Regions from separate parts of the Mus musculus genome. Here regions 1 and 3 are each linked to region 2. Evidence: chromatin loops called from intact Hi-C (ENCODE). Cell type or tissue: left cerebral cortex. All regions are shown on one strand.

Region 1 (8,000 bases), 200 kb before region 2:
TTGTCATGAGTCTAGCTTCTGCTCTCTCAGACTGTAACTGATGATAAACCTTTTTGAAATAAACCAGAAAGATCTTCTGGCTCTCTCACATTTATTTATGTATTCATGTATGTATGTATATATGTATGTATCACTTGTTCATCCATTCATTTATTTGTGACACCTCTTCCTCATTATTCTTCCTGGGGACCTCAATACAACTTAACAATTGTGAGATGACTCTGCCCTCTTTGTAGTGAACCTTATCTTCCAGGTTCCTGAACCATTGCCCTTGAAGTGTGTCTCTTTGCCCAAGATACTTTTTGAAGCTAGAACACTTCAGAGATCTGTAGAAGCAAGACTGTACTGTACACCATCACTGACGTATACACACTCAACTTGGGATATGTCTCTCTTGTCTTCTGGGTATGATCAAATGGTCCCCCAGACCCCTCTTCAGTCCTTCACCTTTCTACTTATTCTAGTCCTCCTGTTTTAATTTTTGTTTTCCTAAAATAAGACATTTAGGATAAAGTCATGCCTGTGTTTGCTGGTGGAATGCCAGAGAAGGTTCATGAAAACAACAGGAAGGAACAGCAGAAGTTTCAATTTATTCTGTGGAAGAGACATGGCCAGAGGGAAAGATAGGCAGAGAACCAGATCATAGATCAGTCTAAAGAAACTTTTATTTTGGCTGAAACACCTCAAGACCAGTTTCCTCTGTAACAGTGGCCCTGTACTGATGGCCACTTCTCATTCCCATGGAAGGGACAACTCCAGGGTAACAGGAGCTTGGATGTTAACACAATGTAGACCCAGAATGCTGGTAGCCAGGAGACACATGCTCCTATAGAGGAGCTGTACTGGCTAGTTTTTTGTCAACTTGACACAGCTGGAGTTATCACAGAGAAAGGAGCTTCATTTGAGGAAATGCCTCCATGAGATCCAACTGTAAGGCATTTTCTCAATTAGTGATCAAGGGGGAGAGGCCCCTTGTGGGTGGGACCATCTCTGGGCTGGTAGTCTTGGGTTCTATAAGAGAGCAGGCTGAGCAAGCCAGGGTAGGCAAGCCAATAAAGAACATCCCTCCATGGCCTCTGCATCAACTCCTGCTTCCTGACCTGTTTGAGTTCCAGTCCTGACTTCTTTGGTGATGAACAGCAGCATGGAAGTATAAGCCAAATAAACCCTTTCCTCCCCAACTTGCTTCTTGGTCATGATGTTTGTGCAGGAATAGAAACCCTGACTCAGACAGGAGCTGAGCAGCTCATTCCATTGTGGCCAACAGGGACTTTAATTGGCTTCTGATTGATAGTTAACATTTACTGGACATTTGTTATATGCCAGGTGCTCTGTGCTAAGAGCTTTCAAATGTGTTTGAATATTCATAATGAGTATGATGATTATGTTTAACTTTCAAAATTGAACTGGGAGTTGGGCATAGTGGCTCATGCCTGTGATCTCTTTACTCAGTAGCCTGAGGTCAGAGGACAGACAGTAGCCTAGGACACTCTGGGCTACATAGTAAACTCTAGTCCAATCTAAGATACTACAGGAGACCTTATCTCAAAAAGTGCCCCCAAATTCACTGAGGCTCAGAGAGGACATTTGCTCAATGATCGTAAGGATTTGGTCCTCTTGAACAAATTAGAACAATTTTTAAGACTTCCTATTAATACACATTTATATAGTATACTGCCAGCTATAGTTGAAATATTACAAAATCCCCCCAAACCCATGCATTTGAAGGGATGACCACTAGATTGGCACCACTAGGAGGTGCTGGATTCTTTAAGAGGTGACATCTAATAGGAGGTTTAATCCTACTGTGAGATTGTGGGACCCCAGTCCCTCACTCTTTGCTTTCCATTAATAAGGTAGATGGCTTTACCAGGTCACACGCAGGATACCATGATCTGCTGCTGCTTTTCCGCAGCCCCCAAAGCAACTGAGCCACTCGAGCCCAGGCTGAAATCCATGCAACAATCCCTTTCTCTTTAGAAGCTGAATTATCTCATATTTTCATTGCAGTCATGGAAAACTAACACATTTCTCAAGTACCTTCTATTTCCAAAGATTCACCACATCCTTGGATGACAGGAGTGAGCCAATATATTCACCTTATATTGACCTTACCCTCAGAGAGTTCAAGTGTACTGAAGGAACATAAAGACTCAGAGTCTAACATAGCTGCAGCACAGCCTACATACTCCCAAAAGGCCTATTGAAGAACATGCTACTTAAACTGTGACCAGAGAATGAATAATGCTTTGCTTTATAACAAATGATGAGCAGAGAGACATCCAAGGAGAGCAAACAGTATACACAGATGTCTATGGACCACAGATAGCTTGCTGTGTCAATGTAGCTAGCAGTAATGTGTGGTTCTGTTTTCTGCTACTTCCCCTGGGGTGTCCAGGCACTGCTGTATACCCCTGATGGGGAAGGGTGGAGTGAAACCTGAGTTTGGTGTTCTGCTCCTCCCATGGAATATCTAGGCACTGTTGTACCAGGTGAAGAATGGGTTGATTAGCAGGATCCCAGTTCAGCAGTGAATGTGGGGGGATAGAGGCCTTCTCTGAGGATTTTAGTGTTATGGTTCTTCAGTGTAACAGAAGATATTTAATGAAACAGCTCTCTTAGATGATAATCAACAAAACACCTTATATGTATAAGCTTTATTCGGGGTGAATCAAGGCTGTGTATATGAACGTCGGAGCGTAGGAGGGGTTCTTCTTAGGGTGAAGTTTCATTATCTGAGGGTTAAGTTTCTGGGGATACCTCATTTGCATGGTGAGGCATTCCAGGATGGTGAACCCCATAACTTTGCCAAAGAATATGAGACATTCCTCAGGTAAACGATTAGGGGTCGGGCTCCCCAGATCAGTTGGAAAAGAGGGGGCTCAGCTAAAAGGGTCCTCAATTTTGCTGCAAGGCCGGCAATGCTGTCCAGACATGGTGGACTACAACCATAGTAGAAAGGTGCAACACTACTGCACATTGTAGCTTGTAGAAAAGAGTTCTAAACTGCTTGTTAACACTGAATTTGTCCCATATGGTATGTGCATGTGAGCAGATAAGAAAACATTTCATGATTCCCCCAAAGATGTATAAGACAAGCTTTCAAGTTGTCACATGGAAGAAAATAGATATTTAAATAAAACCTTGCAGAGATCTATATCACATTTCATTGGGTTCAGATTTTTGAGCCCTTAGTACTCGACTAGTATCAGGATTTTTCTGATTGAGACATCCTCCCTTAATTGCCTCTCCATGCTAAAGAATCAGAAGCCGCACACAGCCTATGTCACTCTGAGATTCCAGTTTCCCATTACTCTCATCACGTGTCATATTTATGGACACCTGGCCTTCGAGGCCCTTCATAAGCAGGACTGCTTTCTCCGTGTTAAACTGGATGACACTAGCAAAGACAGCCATCTCAGGCGCTGGAAATACAGAAATAAAGGAAAGATTTACTTTTGAGACAATGATTTATTTTCATATTAAAACAAGGGACTTACTTTATTTGAGCAGTCCATTGGAGGAAACTACAAACAGGAGGGGGGGAGAAATTGTGCAACACACACACATACAGTTTTTAAAAATAAAGTGACAGATTTAAACAATTGAGAAATAATACAACTTGTAAGTGGATAAAAGTATGGTGGGAATATGTACATATATAAACATATGTATATAAGAAAATGAACTATGAACACTATGAAATACATATGGCTATTTAGTGAATTGTTAATGTTTCAAGTACTGAGATAGCAATGTGTGTTATGTATTAGTCTGCTCTACTTACATGTGGTTATTTATGGTTATTTCCTGCAGTAACTAGACCATGCATTATTAGTAAAATAGTACATATCTTTCTATATATGTAAAGATAATGCATATCTTTCTATAATATGTATCTTTCTATGCCTTTAAGATGAAAAACTTGAGACCATGCAGCTTTCACAAAGTCAAATAGGTAGTAACTGAAAGAGTCCCGACTGAATTTCGAGTCTTATTCTAAGACACGGGGCTTTCTCCACAGCACATTTCTAAGCATCTCTTTGAGGCTCTACCACCAGCTTTCTTTAGAGTCACTGGCATCCTTTAGTGCTTTCCCCCCTATGAAATGCTAAGCTATGACCCATTGGGATAGCTGAGACAATGCTCCAGGGTGTCTCCGTGTTTCTGCTTGTCCTGGGTGAACTGGCACTTCAGCTCTCTTTCCAAGGAGTAGTGTCAAATAAGCACCTTTGGAAAACAGAAGAGCTGGCCTTTTCTGAAGCGCTCAGCAGATTCACTTGCTGTTCTGTGTAATAAAGATAGTGTCTCTCTTCGGGACAAGTATCTCTTGGTCTTGGTTACAGCCAACGTCTGAAGATTTCCTAAGCACAGCTTGCCTGAGCGGAGGTGTGACGTTCACTATGTGTCACATCCACTGGCTTTCTCCTGCACCCTCCTCCTTGGTGCCTGGCACAGCAGGATGAAGTTTGTGGTCTGCTAAACCCTGTGCACAGTGATCTGTCTCTGACCTGACAGTGTTGTATCTTTCACAGGTTCCTACAAGATGTCAAGGCAATTTGTTAGGTTGCAAGTAAGAGGAAACCTCAGACTTCACAATTTCCGACATTCATTTCTCCATTCATGATCATTATTAGACTAATAGTTGTGCCTTTGATTGACACATTTCATCCAGTTGTTCTCAGACATACTTTGAGGTATTTGACCTTTGAACAGTCCTTTTCCTTTCTTTTTATTTTTCTCTCTTCATTATGCGTTCCTTTTGCTGCCAGGGTCTTTGTGTCTCTTAGCTTCTTTTCACCTTTCCCTGAATTTTAGCTCTAAAAATTATATCCATTGTTCACACCTTACGGTAAAATAAACGTGTTGCTGCCTCTCGTAGAGATATTTGCATTTTCAGTCTCAATTTTAGATTCAGACTTCATCTCTGAAAATAGCAATTTAAGAAGTTTTAATAAGGAAGTAGAAGGAAACTTATTTGTGCCAGAGATTAAAATTCATTCGTTTTACTTCTGAAATTAAAATTCTTGATGTTTTCCAGCTCTTTCTATAAGTCAAGAAAGTTTTGGATTGACTCCAGTTTTCAGTCTATACAACCCTACTGGAGAGTTTTACATCTATGGGGGTTTGACCAACTGCACTTCAAAATCATTTGAGGAAATTATCCTTGTACTGAATACGAACAGCATTTCTTCTGTCCCATTATTGTCCAAGCAGTGCAGTGGAGGAACTGCGCACTTTTTCTATACCATGTTAGCTATTGCACATCATCTACAGAAAATATAATGTATAGAAGTAGGGTTGTAACGTCTAGGTTCTATGCAGATACAAGGACATTTTAATGAGGAGTTTGAGCATCTGCAGACTTGGGTATCTGTTGCTGTCCTGGCTTCATCTCCCATGAATACTGAGCAATGGCTGTATTTTGTCACTTGGAAGTATGCTGAAAGCTTCGTTAGTTAAGCTAGGCCCAGGGTGCTACTATAATATAAACGTTTGAAATTCAGTAGGCTAGTGAAAGCACATTTCTTACTCATGTAGTTTGAGGCCAGCATGTGCTTGGCAGCAGGTGGACCCGCGTCTGAGGCTCCTTCCATTCACAGGGCAGAAGAGGGAGCCACAGCAAGGACACACATGTTACCAATCACCTGAGAGGATCGAGTGTGTTTCCTTTTCCTCATACTCTATTGGCTGAAGCTCATTCATCTACATGCTAAGGGCTCCAGCACAGAGAGCTCTGCCTCATGGCCAGATAGAAAGTAAAAACAAGTTGAATTGCACGCAGAGTTATCACTGCCTAGAATTTGTACTCTTTGTTCCAGAACAACTCAGTAGCGCCGGATATTTCTGACAAACGCTCATGAATAATTCACTTTGACACAGTGAGGGAAGGCCATATGCTGCTTGTATTTGTGGTTTCTTCGGCTTCAAATCAGTTGCTTCCTTTTCTGCAGTGAAAATAATAGTAGCTTACATTCTCGCACATAACCTTAAATTAAAACCTATTTTCACAAGCAAGATGTGTAGTATGATGCTATTATTGTAAATGGGGGCAAACAACCTCTATCAAGCAAACCATTAGAATACAGCAGCAGTCAATTCTTTGACAACAGAAATCACTGTTACTGTCTTATATATTTATATTTTTTTTCTGAAAAAAAATAGATTTACAATTAGGAAAGTAAAATATTTCTATTTCAAACAATAGAGACCAAGTCACCATAGAGCTGTTAGGCTATGCCGCTTTCACACTACTCATCTGGTGCTTAAGAAAGGCAAACATTGGTAGTGCTATACTCGCTTTGCAGAGAAGAGACCTGAGGCTCAGATTCAGTGTGAACTTGGCCAGTGGCATCCATCTAGAAGCAGTCAACCTAAGACCTAAACCTACACTACGTTCTTTCAAAGTCTGTTTAGCCCTGCAGCGCCACAATGACTTCAGGAGCCTAAGCAAACTAGCATGCTTTTGTATGTTCTAGTAGCTCTTGATTTCAACACAAAAAATTCACATACAAACTTCTTTAAGGAATTCTTCCATAGTTCCTATTATACAGACACCCATAATGGCTCTACATATTCACTTAAAAGAAAGTTCTGGGCGCCTTTAGGTGTTTTTAGGTGAAGGCTCTTTGACAAAGAACGTATAGCATAGCCTTTCCTCTGTATCTCCATCTGCTTGCATGGAGAGTGCTTAATGAGTCCTCAGTGCCTCCCCCCTGCATGACAAGGATGAGAGAAGTTGCCAGCCCATCCTGTCAGTTCCACATCAGATCCAGATGGCTCTGCACACTCCATTTTTAGTTCCTGTTTTGTTTTCACCTCTCAGGGTAAAAAAGAACAGCCTGTAACATTGCGATGGATAAATTTCTGCACTGTGACTATGTATGCAGAGCAGCAGGGCTGCCACTGTTCTCCAGGGCTAATTAGCCTCTTAATATCACAATCATCAGCATCGTCCACCTGCCTGCTACTGAGGAGAGGTACTCAGGGGTTTCTGGTAAGAATGAGAGAGGGGTTCAGCAGTGGGCGACAAAGTTGCAACTCCTGTGGAAAAGGCCAATGCACACACTGAAGGACACAGAGAAAGAAAATGCAACAAGAAGTAAGCCTTCCCAAGAGCTGGTGTTTGGAGTGGGCTGGTAACTAGTTATTACTGTTACCCAAATGGTGTGTTCCATCTGAAGCTGGTGACAGGTAAGGTTAGTGAAAAATAAGCATATTCAAAGCCTTCTTTTATAGCTCTCTCCTATAGAGTCCGGCCCCATCCCGCTCTCCCTTTAACCTTCCCTCAACACTGTTACATTACAGCAGGGGTTGGCAGAGTGGATGTTATTTTAGGTAGCAGGATAATTTTGGTCATCAGAGAGCTCTCTCTACTGTTCTAACAGCACTTCCTGGGAGCCTGCATATAATGTTCAAAAACAAGGAAATGAGAGAGCATCAGCTAAATCTCATTGAATGCTGGGGCCAACCCTACAGTTAAAGGGCAAGCTCTCCAGATCACTGTGTAAACATCTAAGTGTCACTGAGAGCAAGCGTAACATTTGTCACCTTCCCTGGAGGAGACACACCACTTCTGTCCCTATTCCAGCGTCTCAGACTGAAAATTGAATATATTCCAGAAAAATTGTTTTCAAGATGATTATTTGTTAAAAACCTTAAAAGAACCAAAATAGAGATTGCTTCATAAAGATAAAACAAAGTAATATAGACACACACAAGCTAGGAGTGTTTCAGATCTGTCACACTGGCCACTTGAAGTGTTATATGACACGATTCCTTAATAATTTGCAGGTCTGTTGTTACATAAGAATGCGAGATAACAAGGAGGTGCGATATGCCCTAATTTCTAGAAGAAAAATTTAAGGCAGATGTGTGCACCAGATGTTGGGGAACAGGCAGTACCTGTGTGAGTCTTGTGATACTGTGGAGTTTTATCATTACAGAACTGGTGTTTAGAGAATGAAAATGTGGCCCCCTTTGAAAGCAAGAACACAGGA
Region 2 (8,000 bases):
GTGCTGGGATTAAAGGCTTGCGCCACCACCGCCCGGCAGGAGCCGCTCTTGAAATAAGTCTTAGTCAACAAAGAAGAAACAGAACAAAGAGGACTTGAGATAATCCTACCATACACGTATGACAAAACACCACATTGCATGTATGACAAGACGGCGCCACATCAATAGTACAATAGAGAGCTGTTCTGTTTGTGAAAGAAAATGCACAAGCCGTGAAGGCACAGGTTCAGATCAGAAGGAAGAAGCCAGCGCATGTCAAGGGCATCATGATGAGGACTTATACTTCACATAGATACATAACTGTGACTACAATTGTATGGCCAAAACTCTGTTTTAATATACATATTTAAAGTGATACCATTGTTTTTGAAGAAAAGGAAAATCTACATTAAAGAAAATAGATTGAGAAAGACATTACAGTGCCTAGGTAGGAGGCTATGGAAGCCCAATAGGTTTCTATACTAGAAATGGAAATCAAGATGGATTCAAGAGCTGTTTAAACAGAGGAAGAGGCCAACCGTGGTTGTGGATGGAGGCTGACTTGTGAGTGTGAAGTCTATTGTACTGTGTAGTTCTCTGTTGTAAGTCCTGGTGACCTGGTGGATGATATCGTCATGGGTGAATACAATAAGTCTTTTTAATTTTCACTACTGCCTCGAACAAAAGACCTTAAAAATGCTGAGCAAGTGGTTTACCTCTGTGCTGAACCCATTGCCAGGAAGAGAAATCAGTTTAAAAGAAGGGGAAAGTAGATGATATATTAATCCCGAGGTATCTGGAAAAATTCAGGTGGATTTTCCTAGCAGGTTTTGGGATTCACAAATATTAAGCCTAGTGGAGATGTAAAGACTGGAAGGAGATATACAAGAGTTCCCAGTTAAAATAGACACTCACGTCTTTCATGGTTACTTTTCAGATAGTCCTTCGGTTTTTCTTTCACTGTGTGGTTGTTTACTTGTATTTTTTTTTTACCTGCTTCACCATGCCATGGTCAAGGCAGAATGCCACCATTTTTCTTTAGATAGAAAATGAGAGATTACCCAGCAGGAAATCTGTCTGCCTGTGGTCTCAAATGTCCTGCTCTTGCCATCATGTTTGCTGACTTAGCCAACACCAAGAAAGAAGATAAAGAATAGATAAAGAGGATAAAGAATGTTTATCCTCCAGAAGAGGATAAATATTTTGGGGGGACTTACATGGTTAGAGAGCATTCTCATGCAGCCTACTCACCAGAGTGCATCTTCAGGAACTGGAGTGTGCAGCTGGGTGAAGTGTTTATATGACATGTCTCTGGCTACTATTGATGATCACTACAAACTTGGTGGCTAGAAGACATGTCAAGTAATCTTACAGCTCTGCGGGTCAGAAGTCTGATATCAGGTGAAGTGGGCTAAAATTGAGATCCTAAGATACCACTCTATCTTAGAGGCTGCTGAGGAAAGCTGTTCCTCTATTGGTTTGTAAGCTTCAGAAACATACATTCCTTATGACTGTTCTCCTCTAAATACAGGGTTCACAGACTGCAGAATCCCACCTCTGCTTCCTGCTTTTCCATTCCCTAACCCTCATCTGATAGAGACCATTGTCCGTATAAAGACTCAAAAAATAAAGGCAGATAATCTTTCTGTCTCAAGATTTTTAACTCAATCTTATCTACAAAGTTTCTTTTCCCACAGAAGGCAACATTGACCGGGGACATCTTTTCATGCATTATTCAGTTAACACACTATGACAGAAAGGATCACAGCTGACTAGCTCTCGCTTGTGCATGGCTTATATTCTACTTATATAAATAATTATTCACATGGTAGATACTAAGTAACATTTTAAAAGTCAAACAAAAGCAAGCACATGGATAACAACAAAGACAAATGCTACCAGCTCTCCTTATAAAATATTATTTGTTTCAAAGTGACTGCAGGAATAGGTGACCTCTTAAGCACACATATAGCAATTATAATGCAAACTCAATAGCCAGTCAATGGACTAGATGTCTATCCTTTTTTTTAATCCAATATCAAATTCTTCTTCTATGAACTCTCTGATCTTATTTTGATGAATTTTCTATGTCTAATCCCATGTCGTCTGAAAGACTGGTATAGCCATGTACATGGACACAGAAGACTCAAATGTATTCTTCTTCCTCCTGGTACAGCCAAGCAGTCAATGCCTCTTTGAAGCCTGGATGTTCAGACACTTGAGCCAATGATAAGTCATGGTCCATTGGTGGGAGAATAGAACAAACCATTGACGTTCTCTCTTCGTGAGTCTGTGATAACAATCTAAACTCTCTCTAGCTCTCTTGATTCCTCCCTGTGAGCACTGTGTCAATTCCTGCCTGCTACTGACACTGGGTTTGAACTACAATTCTCTAATTCTGGAAGATTTGCCTATCTTTCTGAAGAACAGTTTTCACTTATCTTAATCGTTTTTGATTTCTATCACACTACACTCGGAAGATCTTCACAAAAGTAATACTGTATAGAGATTATTATTCAGACATTCAAATTTTGTTTTCTGAAATCAAATACTCTACCATTGAGGTATAGAGAATTTATTGTATGAAAAAAAAACCTATTCACAATGAAGACACAAAAGAATTTTGGTTTCTGGTAAGTTGTAAGTTATTTTGTTCTCACTAAAGTTATTTAATTTATGTTAAGGCTTAATAATTATGAATATTTTCTGTAATAGATGGCATTACTTTTAAAATATCTTTGGATTCAACATATTTCTAAGCCTGTAAAACCCCTGTAGTTGCCCTTTTCTATTTATGAAGACTTTTCAGAAGCCTTTTCTGGAAGCCAGATAGGAAGGGCAGCATCCCTACATTGTCATCCTTGAATTGGTTGGGGATATTTGTTAGAACGCCAAGAGTTTACCTCTGTTTAGTAGCTTAATTTCTCTCTCTCTCTTTAGTGGAAAATCACTTAGCGAAACTGTGGAGATTATTTATCTGAGTCATATTTTTATGGAAACTGCTTTTCACTTCCGTGCATTTTTAGAAGTGTTTTCTTTAAAAGAATATTCTATTAATATTTATAATTAGATAGCACACAAAACAGATGCTAAGTCTTATAACTTTCTGGGTACAATTACATAAAGAAGATTATATACTTTTCATCATAATGTCGTCCCTGGGAGCTGAAGAACAAAGGGTTTTCTCTCTGAACATGCCATTTCTTTTTGGGAGTGGAAATGAACAGGAAGATAGCGATTAGCCACAATTAACCAGTTTAGCATGCTAATGTTGATCCTGAATGTCATACTTAATGCCTAGTGTAGTATTGAGAAGAGCACCGCACTGTGCGAGTTCGTAATTGAGTGACATGTTGGCCTTTGTTTTATTTATTTTTTAAATTCTCAGCTAACCTGCCTATTACCCTGGTCCTTCCGTGATGTTGGTGGGTCCTTCCTTTCTCCCTCTCTCCCTCCTTTCCTTCCTTCCTTCCTTCCTTCCTTCCTTCCTTCCTTCCTTCCTTCCTTCCTTCCGAGCTTAGTTGTATAGTGTTCAATATTCACAAACGTGAATATTACTAAAGCCAGAGAACAGAAGGAACAGAATTCATTTTTCTTTTCTTTCATTAAAATAGTGAATGAATGAAAAATACATTGGTTAATCTAATCCATATAACCTGTCCAAGAGCTGTAAAGATGAGGAAAGCTGAGTAGCCAAAGAAGAACGGTTTTGAGTGTTGGTGTCAGGTTTTAAGCCTTCTATGATGCATGAGTCCATGTGTCTCCTTCCTAAGTGGTGACTTCAAGGGCTACTTCTACTGTGGGCTCCGAGGATGGAGAGAAGGAGAGCTTTCCAACAACCATTTGCCCTCAGACAGGGTCTGCGGATGGACCCTGTGCCAAGGTCTGCTTTCTCTACTTAGAATTGCAGAGTAAGGAAAGAACGCTGGGCAGTCAGGAGCGGAAGTTTACTTCCCCCCAAGATACAGCGCAAGGGTACGCATAGGTCACGCCCACTAGCGGGTGGCGGCCCCTGGCTCCGGGCTGAGATGCTGGCGTCCGCTCCCGGGAAGGCGCGGACATACTTGCGGACGGAGGCTGAGCGGGCGCGAGCGCACCCTCCGGGAGCCGCCAGCGCCTCCCCGCGGCCCGGGACGCCCGTGCCTTGGCCAGGACCAAGGCCAGCGGCCACTTCGTAGCAGCCGGAGCGGGTGGGAGCGCCTGGCTTCTGGCCGTGGCCGCCGCCCGCCCGCCGGCTCCCGTGGTTGGGCGGAGGAAGCGCGGGACTCCTCCTCCCCGCCGTATTAACATGCACCCAGGGGCGGGTGACCAGCCCAGCCTCGCCGCCCCTGCCCGCCGCGTCCCGGCGCTCAGCCTCCGCTCCAGAGGCGAGCGCTGCGCTTCGGGCGCCGCAAGCCCGAGGACGCGGCCTCGCAGCCACCTTCCGCCGGCGGGGAGCGGCAGGACCGGCGGCGCGAGCGGCTGCCGCCACCTCAGCGCCTGCTTGGGCTCCTTCCCTTCACCTCGCTGAGAAACGTCCCGTACTGCGGGTTCACTGCTCTGGTCCTCGCTCCGAGGCTCGTGGGACGGACTGACAGACGGACGGAGCAGCGACGGACAGACTGCGGGCAGCGGTAAGGCAATGCCAGGCTGCGCGGCGGGGCTGGGGCGTGCGCGGCGGCGGCGGCGGAGGCAGCGGTGGCAGCGGTGGCGCGCTGGGTGGCTGCTGCTCACCTCCTGCTGCGAGGTCGCGGCAGCCCTCGCATCCTAGGGACTGCGGGCCGCCTCTGCTGGCCATTGGCCGGCTCTCTCAATTTCATGACTTCTGCCCCGGGAGCACGTCTGGTCCCCGTGGTGACCCTGGGATTCCTGGGACCAGCATACCCTTCCCCGGGCAAAGGATCTTCGCAGCTCCCTAGGGTGTTCGAGAAGGGACAGATTTTTAACTGAGACAGGGTCCCTGGAGGGGGCGGGGGAAGGGACAAGAACGCGGGTCCTATGTCTCCATCAGCTTCAGCCAAATTCATACCCGGTTCAGCACCTTGTAGGCAATGGCAGCTGCTCACTGCAGGGGACTTCGCCAGGGGCTCCCCAGTCCTTTGCAAAGCAAGTTGTTGCACTCTTTTTGTGTGACACTTTTGGCATTGGTTGTGAAGAGCGACCCCTTCCCTGTGTGTGTAAGAAGGGAAAAAAAAAGACACAAAGACAGTGGCACAGAGAAACACAGAAGAGAGAAAGGGTCGTGGGGGGTGGGGTCTCCGGAGAGTCTCTGAGGCCAACTGCCCGCGAATCGCGTGGCGTGGCGGGCGATGAGAGTCTGTATTCCGAGGACCAGATAAGTGACTGGCGCTGGAGCCGGGACCAATGGGAACCTCTCCCTGCTCCGGGTTGAGCCAGATAACAAATTGCACTTTCATGGAGGGGTGGCTGCAGCTGTGAGGAGGACCTTAAGGGCTATGAAGACCCTGCATTCAGGACCCGCAGAGAGCGAGCGGTTCTGGTCTTCACGTTGTTCATGAGGCCGTGGGAAGGGGGCCCGTGTGCCCGCCCCAGAGGCACTGAGCGCCTGTGCCCGGAGGGCGTCGCGCTGGCCCAGGATGCCTGCTCACCCCTTGCCTGGCCTGGAGCGCTGCGGAATTTTCTAAGAAGGGGAGAGCATGTGGAACAGGAGGGGTGGCATACTTAGGAGGACCAAATCGCTGTCGGGTGAGAGGTTATGTCTCTAATGAACCCCCCTCCCCCTTAAGACTGTTCATAGAGAAACTGGTTCTGAGCCCCCAGAGGCTGCCAATCATGCCTCCTGGCCTATCAAATGAAGTTCCAACAGAATTACAAGATGGATAATAAAAGTCACAATTAAGAGACAGCTCTCTAGCATTTGTGGTCTTCATGAATGACTTCCTAGAAGAAGATGATGGGCCATTCAAATGGAAATAACGAATACTTAAAGCTTAGAAGTAGGGAACGGAATTTAAGTCCAAAACCAAACATCTGGCACCCATGCCCAGTCCATTTTTGTTTTGTTTCTGTTTGTTTTAGATCAGAAAGGAGGTGCTGTAAAGAACAGCTTTTGGACAGTTATTTATATCACGACTTCAGTCTCAGGAAGCAACTTGCTATTGCCTCTGATCGTTTTTTGTGTAGATAACAATAGTGTCTATCCCAACGTAGATGGAAATGACAGGCAGGCAAGGAATGATGAAACCGTTCTAGTTTCTACAATACCAGAGGAAAGTGGTCTTCGTGTAACGCTGTTAAAAAAGGAATTCCAATACATTCAAAACATGCTCAGAATTTAAGTTCTTAAAATTTTAAAGCTGTGTTTGGGCCCAGAGAATTCAAACGTTGGAAGGAAATGAGGTTGAATAGAAATCTGGTGTCCATAGCTTGCTTCTTCATTATTTTTTGGATTTGCTGGTTTAGTTTAAAGTTTGCACAAGCCACTACCTTAAGTACTAATTCCAAGTTCTAGGCCCGAGATTCTGTGAAAATCTTTGAAGCTAAGTGGCTTGCCTAAGGGAAAATAAGTAACCTTGCAGGAGAAAAAGGCTTGCAAATGCAGGCTAAGCTTTAAAGATCACCTTTGCATCTCTCTCTCTGTGATTCTAAGATTTGCTGTTAAGTAAAGTATAGGCAACGTGGGGAGGGAGTGGGAGAGGGACATGACCAAAATATATTGTATATTTGTATGAACTTTCAAAAACATAAAACACGGGCAACATAAATCTTGGCAAAATGAACAAACGTTTTGAAAGATCTTTACTAAGTACTTTACTGAGTACTTTACCGACAAAACTTTTCCAATTATATTCAAGCTTTTGTGCTTGGAGGGAAGGACAAGGGCATGAGCACTCCCTGTGGGGACTTTGATGGCAGAGCTCCTCTCATTTCTCCCTCCAAGATTCATCTTATTCTAGAAGCATCAACTAAAAACATTATGAATCACACCAGCAGTCATTCTAAGCAAGTGGAAGGAGGACCTCACAATATTATGCAGGGAAATCCCACAAACCCACTTGCTTTGCCTTCTAAATTCTGGTGATTTGTGTTTCTCACTGCATCCAGATTTAGGGACAGAAACAGTGAGGTTTGGATCTGTTAAGTGCATACCTTTGTTCCCGAAAGCCATCAAGACTGATATTTTAAATAAAATTAACACGGCACAGACAGGATTGTCTGATAAATAACTCAGGGACAATACAGTAGTGGTGTGACCACTGCTTGATAAAGTTATGCGCCACATTTTTTTTTCTTAAATAAGAAACTCCTGTGTACTCCGGGTTGCTGTTTTCCTTTGTCTAGGTGTATGTCTCATTTCCTCGATACTTTGTAATTGAGAAAGAAAAGCAAAGTGCTGCTCTTTGTTTCTATTATAAACTCAAACTCACATTGTGTTGCTTTAATGACTGCTCTCCTCAATTGTGTTAAGCTGTCTCAGAAGGCAGAGAATTAGCTTTCAATCAAGAGGCTTCCAACTGGAAGATTCCATGAAGATTTCATTTTCTTTATAAATCGTACACGTCCTGAGTTTTAAGGGAACCCAACCAGTCAATGAAAGAGAGTAAAGAAATAAGAGAGTTCACAACTACACCATCAAAACCAGGTTATTGGGGATCTTAAAAATCTCCGTAGTGACTTCCCATAATTATAATGTATTCCTATTGTATGTTGGTCTATGATTAATTTAAACCTATTAGGTTAAGAGCACACACAGCTATTGCAAGGGCTGTAGTTGGTTCCCAGCACCCACACTGGGGAGCCTATAACTCCAAACTTGTGGATTCCAATGCCCTCTTCTGGACTCTCAGGTGCACATACCCATAGACATTTCCACAATTGTAAATGTAAATCTTTTAAAAATTAGGTGGCTATTTTATCAGAAAGGCCTTTTGCTAGCGTTCCAGAAAATTTTTGTGCTGATGAGAACATTTGGGGTTAAAGCACCCTAGGTCTTGGGTTGCTTATTCGTAGAATCCTAAGGGCTCTTGGTTTGGTTTTCCAAGGAAAGATTCATTACAGTGTTCCTCAAAACATCCTTCATG
Region 3 (8,000 bases), 370 kb after region 2:
CTTTCCCATCTTCCTGACTGGGGCCATGGTTTACCCTGGGAATGAAGGGCTGCCACTGTGTCTCATTTCTTTCAGCCGCATTTCATTCCAGGTGGGGGAAAAAAAGAAAACAGACACCGTGTTCTTCTTCTCTTTACCTCATGCCCATTTATAAGACATAAGTTCACCCTAGGAATAGATAGCACCCCAAGTATGTAAGGTCTGGGTCACCCTCTCCCATATTATTGACATAGAGGTTTTGCCTCCAGAAAGGACACCAAAAAACCATAAAGAAAACATGCTCACACACACACTCACACATACCACCAGAGACTACTACGGGGAAAAGCAAGCCCCTACGTCCTGCAGCACTGAAAAATGTACAGCGGAGGGTGCCCAGGAACAGAGATGACGGACCTCAAGGATGAACTTGCAGCTCTGCCAGAGGGAACTCACTTTATGTAGAGCATGGAGAACTCCGTGCCTAAGGATGTTGTCTAAAGCGGTAAACATCATGGTGGGAGCAATTAAGGAGGCACTCGAGGACTTTTGATGCAAGCAGCAAAAAGCAAAACAGCAGGTCAAGCAACTCAAGGGAGAGAACAATGCAAAGAGAGAGCCACAAGAACCTCCTAGGGCCCTATAACCCTCTCAGTCTGGATGCTGTTTGCTGTGCTAGGCTGTAGTCACAGAGGCGAATTAGGACACAGCACAAGCCAGCCGAAAAGCCTGTCTAAACCACACATGTGTCAGTTAGCACAGGGCAGGGTGTGCCCTGGTATCAGAGGCTTATCACCAAAATCTAAAGCATTAGCTACTCCTAGCCAGAGGCAACTTCTGTAAAGTTAATGAACAAACAGACTCATATCTGCCTGAAAGTCTGCAAACATGCCTAGGACAGTGCCTTCTCAGAGGGCTGGGGGGATGGAAATCCAACCTAGAAGTGAAAGGGGAAATCTGGGCTAGCACTCCCTGACAAGAAGTGGAGGTGAACACAGAACTACTTAATCTGTGATAACAGCCAGTAAGTCATTTATAGATCATACAATAAAGAGTGAAAAGACACATGGTTGAGAAAGTTTTCTATAATGCATGCCCAGTATGCTGACTGAAGAGAAACCTGTGGGTAGCCAAACTACACAACAGGAACAAGTTGGGTACTGTGACACACACAAAATCCTATTGCTCAAGAAGCAGAGATAAGAGGGTCATGAGTTCTGGGACAGCCTGGGCTACATATTAAAACCCAGATCCAATGGGGGAAAAGATATTAGCTTAAAAGCAAGAGGCTACCTAGTAGGGCAGGGGATGGGCCTCCAGCCACTAAACATAGAAATCCCAAAGACAACACTACCAACTCTGTAGAATAGAGAAGATACAAATAGATTTGCTACCATGTGTTATGCAAAACTGTCAAGATTTCAACAAAATTTAAAGACACACAAAGAAGCAGGGACAAGTAGCCCTGTGTTGGTTTGCTAGATATGTAATACAAAGCATTAGAGATTGGGAGGCTTAAAAAGCAGAAATGGTTTTCTTAAAATTCTGGATGGTAGGACTGGGGAGATGGGTCAGCCATTAAAGGCTAGGCTCACAATCAAAACATACATCAAAACTCTGGATACTGTCATTGCAAGATTAAGACGCCAGCAGAACTGCTTCCTTAGGAAGCCTGGATGGGTATCTTGTTCTCCTCCCACAAGCAGCTTCATGTAATTTTACCCTTGCATCTTACTGGCTTAGAGACCAAGCCAATCAAACCATTTGTTTTTAGTGACCTTCTTAAAGCCCCTGTGTACAAATACACTTGCATTCTGAGGTACTGAAGGTAAGTACTTTAGCATGAAAGTTTCTGTTTGATACTGGTCCACCTATAATAGAACCACAGCAGAATAAAGGCAGGAAATGCCTTCTTTTTAAAGGCAGAGTCTCATGTAGCCTAGGATTGCCTCTAACTCACTTACATAGCCCAGGCTAGTCTAGAATTCCCAGTCTTCCTGCTCCAGCCTCCTGAATGCAGGAATTACTGGTAGAGATATACATGTTCAGTTTAGAAAATTCCTTTTGCAAGAGCCTAAATGGCTATTCTAGCAGACCCTGCCATCGGAGCAGTTACCATGAACATTTTCAATGAACTAATGTAGATAATTACTGAAGAATAAAATGTATGAAGGCAATGTCTCATTAAATGAAGAAAACCAGACGCAAAGGGAAGTTTGAGCTCCCGAAAACGGAGAACTTGGAAATAAACATCCAAAGATTATGTAGTTATTGAATAATAAAAATATGCAGAAAAGGCAAAAAGTGTGAATTCTAGACTAGCCTGGGCTATGTAAGTGAATTAGAGACAATCCTAGGCTACATGAGACTCTGCCTTTAAAAAGAAGGCATTGCCTGCCTTCTCATTTAGAGAAATGTGGGACACCATTCACCATACAGAGAAACACAGCGAGAAGTATCAGGAAGAGAGGACCAGAAAGGAGATGTTTAAGGACACAGATGACCTACATAGCCACAAATTTCAGTCAGCTCCAAATAATAAACAGAGAGAAATCCACTGCCGAACACATTGTCAAAATGCTCAAAGATGAAATGACAACACCAAAAGAAAAATGACTCATCTCTGCAGAGACAACTTGAGACTATTAACCCTGACCTCGTCTTAACGGCATCCAAGGCCACGGGAGGGTGCACAGCCAAAGCACTGGAAGAGGAAAACATCAAGAACCTAGACAGATTCTGTCTGTGACAATGAAGGCAAAATAAGAAGATTCACAGATCTTAAAATGCTGTTTGTTGGCCAGACGGTGATGGTACACGCCTTTAATCCCAGCACTTGGGAGGCAGAGGCAGGCAGATTTCTGAGTTCGAGGCCAGCCTGGTCTACAGGGTGAGTTCCAGGACAACCAGGGCTACACAGAGAAACCCTGTCTCGAAAAAACAAAAACAAAACAAAAAAAGCTGTTTGTTGACCTGGCAGGTGGGAATCCAGAGCTGCACAACCCTGCCGTGTGCCTCACCTGTGATAGTGAAAGCAAAGGAGCATTTTCAAAGTTCAATAGATTTGTACAGGACGTGGATTTCTTTCTCAATGAGGTTTATTGGGGTAAGGAAACATAAGATGGTAAAGGGGTTTTTCATCTCTATGGAAATGATGACTCTACCAACTGCTGTGCCAAAAACTTCCATTGTATTTCCTTTCTTCTCTGTATCTTGAATTATTGACGCTCTTAGGAAATGAGACCCCATAACAATGTACTTCTGGTTAACATTTATATAGCCTAATACATAGGACATCCATAGCAACTAAAGAAAATTTATGTTTCCATGGCTGAACTCAAGAAAGAGGGGATGAGAGCAGGTGACAGGGACCTTTCTGCATATGCTGCTTTCTCAGTTTCCACGATGTCAAACTTCCCAGTGACTGGTTTGCTCATCCACAGATAGGACTAGGTCTTCAGGTGATTGCATGAGAAGGTCCCCAAACCTGAAGCAAACTTAGGAAAGGATGCGCTCGGCATGCTGCAGTGTTTCCTTTCCCCATCTGGACATTGTTAGAGTTTGAGGGAAAGTAGCAAAACAAACAGAGACCAAGTGGAAGCCTTAAAAAAGGTCCAACTAATCCGAGCAGTCAAATGACATTGAAGAAGTGAGACCAGGTGTCACCATGCATGTCATTATATGAGTTAACTGTTGTAGTCAAAGAAAGAGAAGTCCCTTTCTTTTTAATAGCCCTATTGAGAAATAATTCTCACTCATACAATTCTCCCATTTATAGTGTATGTATAGTTCACTGGCTTTTCATCTGCTCATTGACTCGGCATCATGTACCTATCACTACAAACTGCATTCCATCTCCCCAGTAACAAATGCTGATATCCCTTTACTTATCACAGCAGAGCATAAGGCATGATAATCCTTGTGGGACCCTGGAGAGAGAGTGGAGAACTCAGTGGGTAACGGGGATATGTGTTCTCCATAGACCACTCAGGGCTCTTTGGCTTCAGCCGGGAGGCAGATATCTTGGAAATGCTTTTCCCTAGTAAATCTAGCTTGCGGAAAATTCGCTGTGTGGTTTCCATTTACGCCTAATGGGAATGCCAGGCCCCATAACAAGGCTGAATTGTGAATTACATTCCTCAACACAGCAATCCCCCATCTTTTCCAAAGCGAGGCAGAGGAAGAATTCGAGCTCGGTGTGTGTTTTGCTTCAGCAAAGAGGCAATTGTAATCAAGTGGTGCTGTGTTTTAGCTGGGCAATTTTAAAACCAATACTTGATTCTAAAAGGCCTGGGTGGTTTTCTTTCATTTTCTTCTTTTAAGTTTCAGAGACCGGAGTGTGTGAGGAGAGGCTCACACAATTTACCTTAAGGTATCTGGGATGTGGCTAGAGGGCTCAGCATCAGCAAACAGCTGCATCAAAACACTTGTGCCCCTTCCTTTCTGTGAGTGATAATCTCTGAATTGATCTAAGAGCTGACAGAGGCGATGATGTGGTAGTGAAGATCGCTTGTATCTTGCTTCTGCATTCCTACCTTGCTATGGGTAAAGATTTCCATGTGACTTTTTAAATATGTCCTTCTGGTCTTAAATGACCAGTCAATAACTCTTTCAAAAACTGATTTCTTCCCGCCCTCTGTGTGTGTGTGTGTGTGTGTGTGTGTGTGTGTGTGTGTGTGAAGCAGGAAAGCAGGTAGGTTTCATTCTTTGACTCTAAGACAGACAGTACATTACCAGAGGTTTACCATGAATTTCAGACCCTCTGTTCCCTCTGCCGGCTGAAGAGCAGTACTGCCAGCCCGTTTCCTGGCCTGCACACAGTTAGATTAAAGGCAAGATCAGTCTTCACAATTTGAAGACAAATGAAGTCTCTCCTACTCCGTTGTTCTCTTCTTGCACCCTGCTTGTGCAAGAAGAGACATGTGCAGGGACTGCAGATGCCACCGCAGAGAGGGCAGCCGTGGCCTCAGCCTTCAGACAGCCAGGCAGTGAGTGACAGGAAAGATGACTTCTCCAGAGGGAGACTTGTCAGGGGAGACATCAGGAGTGATCTTGGAAGCCGTAGACCCTACAGCCGTGCCACAGCAGCGGTTGTAGCGGTGTAGGAACAGTGGTCGGTGTGTTAAATATCCACCCTCTCAAGCCCCCATGCCCAAGGCTTAGTCCCTAGATTTTTAGCACTGTTTTACATGGTGGAACCTTAGGAGGTAAGGTCTCTGGGAAAAACTTCAGTTACAGGGGGAAGACATGCCAAGGAAGTGACAGATATTAGAACCCTGGAACCCTGACACCACAGCTCACTTGCTCTTGCTCTCCCTCTGTCTCTTGTCTCTATGTCTGTCTGCCTGCCTGTCTCTGTCTCTGTCTGTCTCTAGATAGATAGATAGATAGATAGATAGATAGATAGATAGATAGATAGATAGATAGATAGATAGATTTCTCTCTCTGTGTCTCCCCGCCCCCATCTATCTCTCTGTCTCTCTTTCCTCCTCCTTTTCTTTCTCTCTCCCCTCTGTCCCTCTCTCCCATCTATCTCTCTGTCTCTCTATCTGTCTGTCTCTCTCCCTCCACCACCACCACCCCTTCTCAGCTGCCTTGAAGTAGGCAGCTTTGTTCCACCACACTCCCCACTGTAGTAAGCGTTTGGCCTCAATATAGGCCTGATGGTAGAGCCCACTTATGATCTTAGGCCTCTGAGATCATGAGCCAAGTTGAGCTTCCTCACTATTTTGTCACATTGATGAACAGCTGCTCCATACGGTGAGTGACAAGTGTGTCGCTCGTCCTTGTCCTCTTCGTTAAGGGGATAGGGCTGTGTTGCCTCTCTCTGTTACATGTTACTCAATTCTTACATTGAGTTATTACCTTAACCTCCCTTCAAAAATGGAGTGAGCAGGAGCTGAAGATATGATTCGGGTGAAAAGAGCACTGGCTTCTCTCTCAAAGGACACAGGTTCAATCCCAGCATCCATGTGGTAGATCAAAACAGTAACTCCAGACCCAGGGTATCAGATGGCCTCTTCTGACCTCTCCACAGGCACACACATGCACAGACATACAGATAGACAAAACAACCCACATGTGGAATAAAATAATAGTAGTTGTTTAAGGAATGGAACAAACAGGCAGAGAGGGGAAGGCACACCAGGGGGGCTTCTGTTTACCACATAGGAACAATTTAAATGTGAGAGTAGGACCTTGAACAAGGTAATAGCAACAGAATGCCAACCACGAGGGAGAGGTTGGTGGCACTGAAGCTCTACACCTCAGCAGGCTTCAGAGTGCCAAGCCAAGAGGGCAGCATCAAGAGTCACGGCTCTCAGCCCTTACAGGGTCTTAAGTGCCAGCCCAGAGCAGACCTTGCACAGCGTGATCACAGGTAAGAATAACAATGCTGTCTGTCCCCTGTCTCTGTCACGTCTCAGCATTGTCTTCAGCTTCATCCACCAGTGACCCCACCAGGCTCCATGGGATAGTGCCATTCCATGGTCACAATGGCCCCAGTTGAACTAAGGGAATCACAGAACAAAACCAAGAGTCATGGTCCTAAGGAAGGAGCTGGTAGGGAAAGAGAGGTAGTTGATGGGAGAGAAGTGAGAAGGAAGGAAATAATCAGATTCCATTATGTACATTCACGAAATTGTCAAAGAGCGAACTTAATTGAAAGGGTGGACTGCAGGAGTCTCCATGCTAACAGCTGAAGCAGCAGCTGTCAGAGCAGAAGTTCCTCGGTCTAGAAGGGTTTTCAGTGGGCCAGTCCTTAGTGGGTCTTGACAAGCCTCTTGGAGCCTGGCCCCTGCCTGAGAACTGGACTTATGCAAGAGCTGGACTCTGAAGTCTTCAGACTTCTACTTCTAAAGAAAGCAGGAGTGGCCAGGAGCCAAGTCCAGCTGGAAATTGGGCTGGTGAAAAGTCTTCGGGCACTCCTTTTTGTATAGTTGGGTGGGCCCTGGTTGGGTGCTGGTGTTTGTATGCAAATGAGTCATAAACTAGGCCCAACTAGGAGAGAACTGTCAAACTTGGAGGGGAGAAGAGAGACCCATGCTGCCAAAAGCTTTCACTTCTTACTGTCTGCAATGGCAATGGTAGATCATCAGCTGTCTAAAGGGCACCCCTGGGTACTTAGCACTATAGAATCTAACGTTTCCAGTTGTTGACATCCCCTATTGTTTGTCTGCCACTGCGGCACCATCGTCCACTGACAGTCTCGTTAGGCAGCCCCGTCTTGGATCTTAGTTGCAGTCTGTCAAATGTGGCCTGTATCTGGTTTCCATAGCTTCGGGCTTCTCAATCCAGCCAGGTTTCCAAGCTTCGTTTTCACCTGTTCCCCCACCCCCCCTGCTGTTGTCATGGCACCTGGGGACGCATACTTCTCTGCCAAGATCATCAGCAAGCAGAAAAGCAGCTATTGCAGCTTTAGAAGGTAAAAGGTCTACAGTTTGACTTGAGAGATTTTTTTTCTTTAAAGGTTTACTGCTTACATTCATTTTCTACTGCCCTGACAAAGTACCTGAGATGGATAAATTTAGGAAACAAATATGGATTTTTTTGGCTCATGGTTTCAGCAGTTTCTATCAGTGATCAGTGCCTCTAGAGTTTGGGACCATGATAAGCATCATAGTAGGGAGTGTATGGTACAGTCAAGTTATTGACTCTGGGTTTGCCATGAAGGAGAGCAGAGAGGAGAGCTAGGGCACCAGTATTTCTAGGAAAGCATCAGTGTCCCAAACTCATCCCATCTGACCCCATGTCCTAAATGTCCCATCACCTCTCAGTGTGTCGCCACAGGCTGGCAAATGACCTTCAGGGGACATCAGAGGGTGTGAGTAGCCTCTCTGGGACACATCACACCCAAGCCTTAAGATGTCAATCCGTTGCTAGACATGGCGGCACATGCCTCTCGTTGTAGCACTCAGGAGACAGAGGCAGGAGAATTTTCAGTAGTAGATTGTACATGTTTTAAATAATAATGTATCTTTTTTATCATTTACCTGTTTCTGCAGGTTAACACAAAAATTCAA

Evidence for each region. Peaks named below come from ENCODE experiments on the same cell type or tissue, not always from the same donor. Only the 100,000 strongest peaks of a DNase experiment are listed, where the experiment ranks them.
Region 1: a loop joins it to region 2, with 6 times the contacts of the local background. A loop is called at or near these places in 5 of 42 quality-filtered maps.
Region 3: it touches region 2 in a loop (2.8-fold over the local background); 5 of 42 quality-filtered maps call a loop at or near these places.

What each region holds. Positions count from the first base shown.
Region 1 is chr17:69,763,449-69,771,448 of GRCm38, forward strand. No RefSeq gene overlaps it. Among named protein-coding and RNA genes, the nearest start is that of Gm36594, 160 kb to the right of the region's middle. In left cerebral cortex, no CTCF peak of the experiment used is centred here; DNase peaks (open chromatin) are centred at 4,379, 5,827 and 6,770; H3K27ac peaks cover 2,575 bases.
Region 2 is chr17:69,965,079-69,973,078 of GRCm38, forward strand. It overlaps a transcript of Dlgap1 not described here. Among named protein-coding and RNA genes, the nearest start is that of Gm36594, 45 kb to the left of the region's middle. In left cerebral cortex, a CTCF peak has its summit at 4,079; DNase peaks (open chromatin) are centred at 4,148, 4,576, 4,986, 5,353 and 3 more places; H3K4me3 peaks cover 3,401 bases; H3K27ac peaks cover 2,254 bases.
Region 3 is chr17:70,337,366-70,345,365 of GRCm38, forward strand. It overlaps a transcript of Dlgap1 not described here. Among named protein-coding and RNA genes, the nearest start is that of Dlgap1, 83 kb to the right of the region's middle. In left cerebral cortex, a CTCF peak has its summit at 4,770 (motif pointing left); a DNase peak (open chromatin) is centred at 4,757.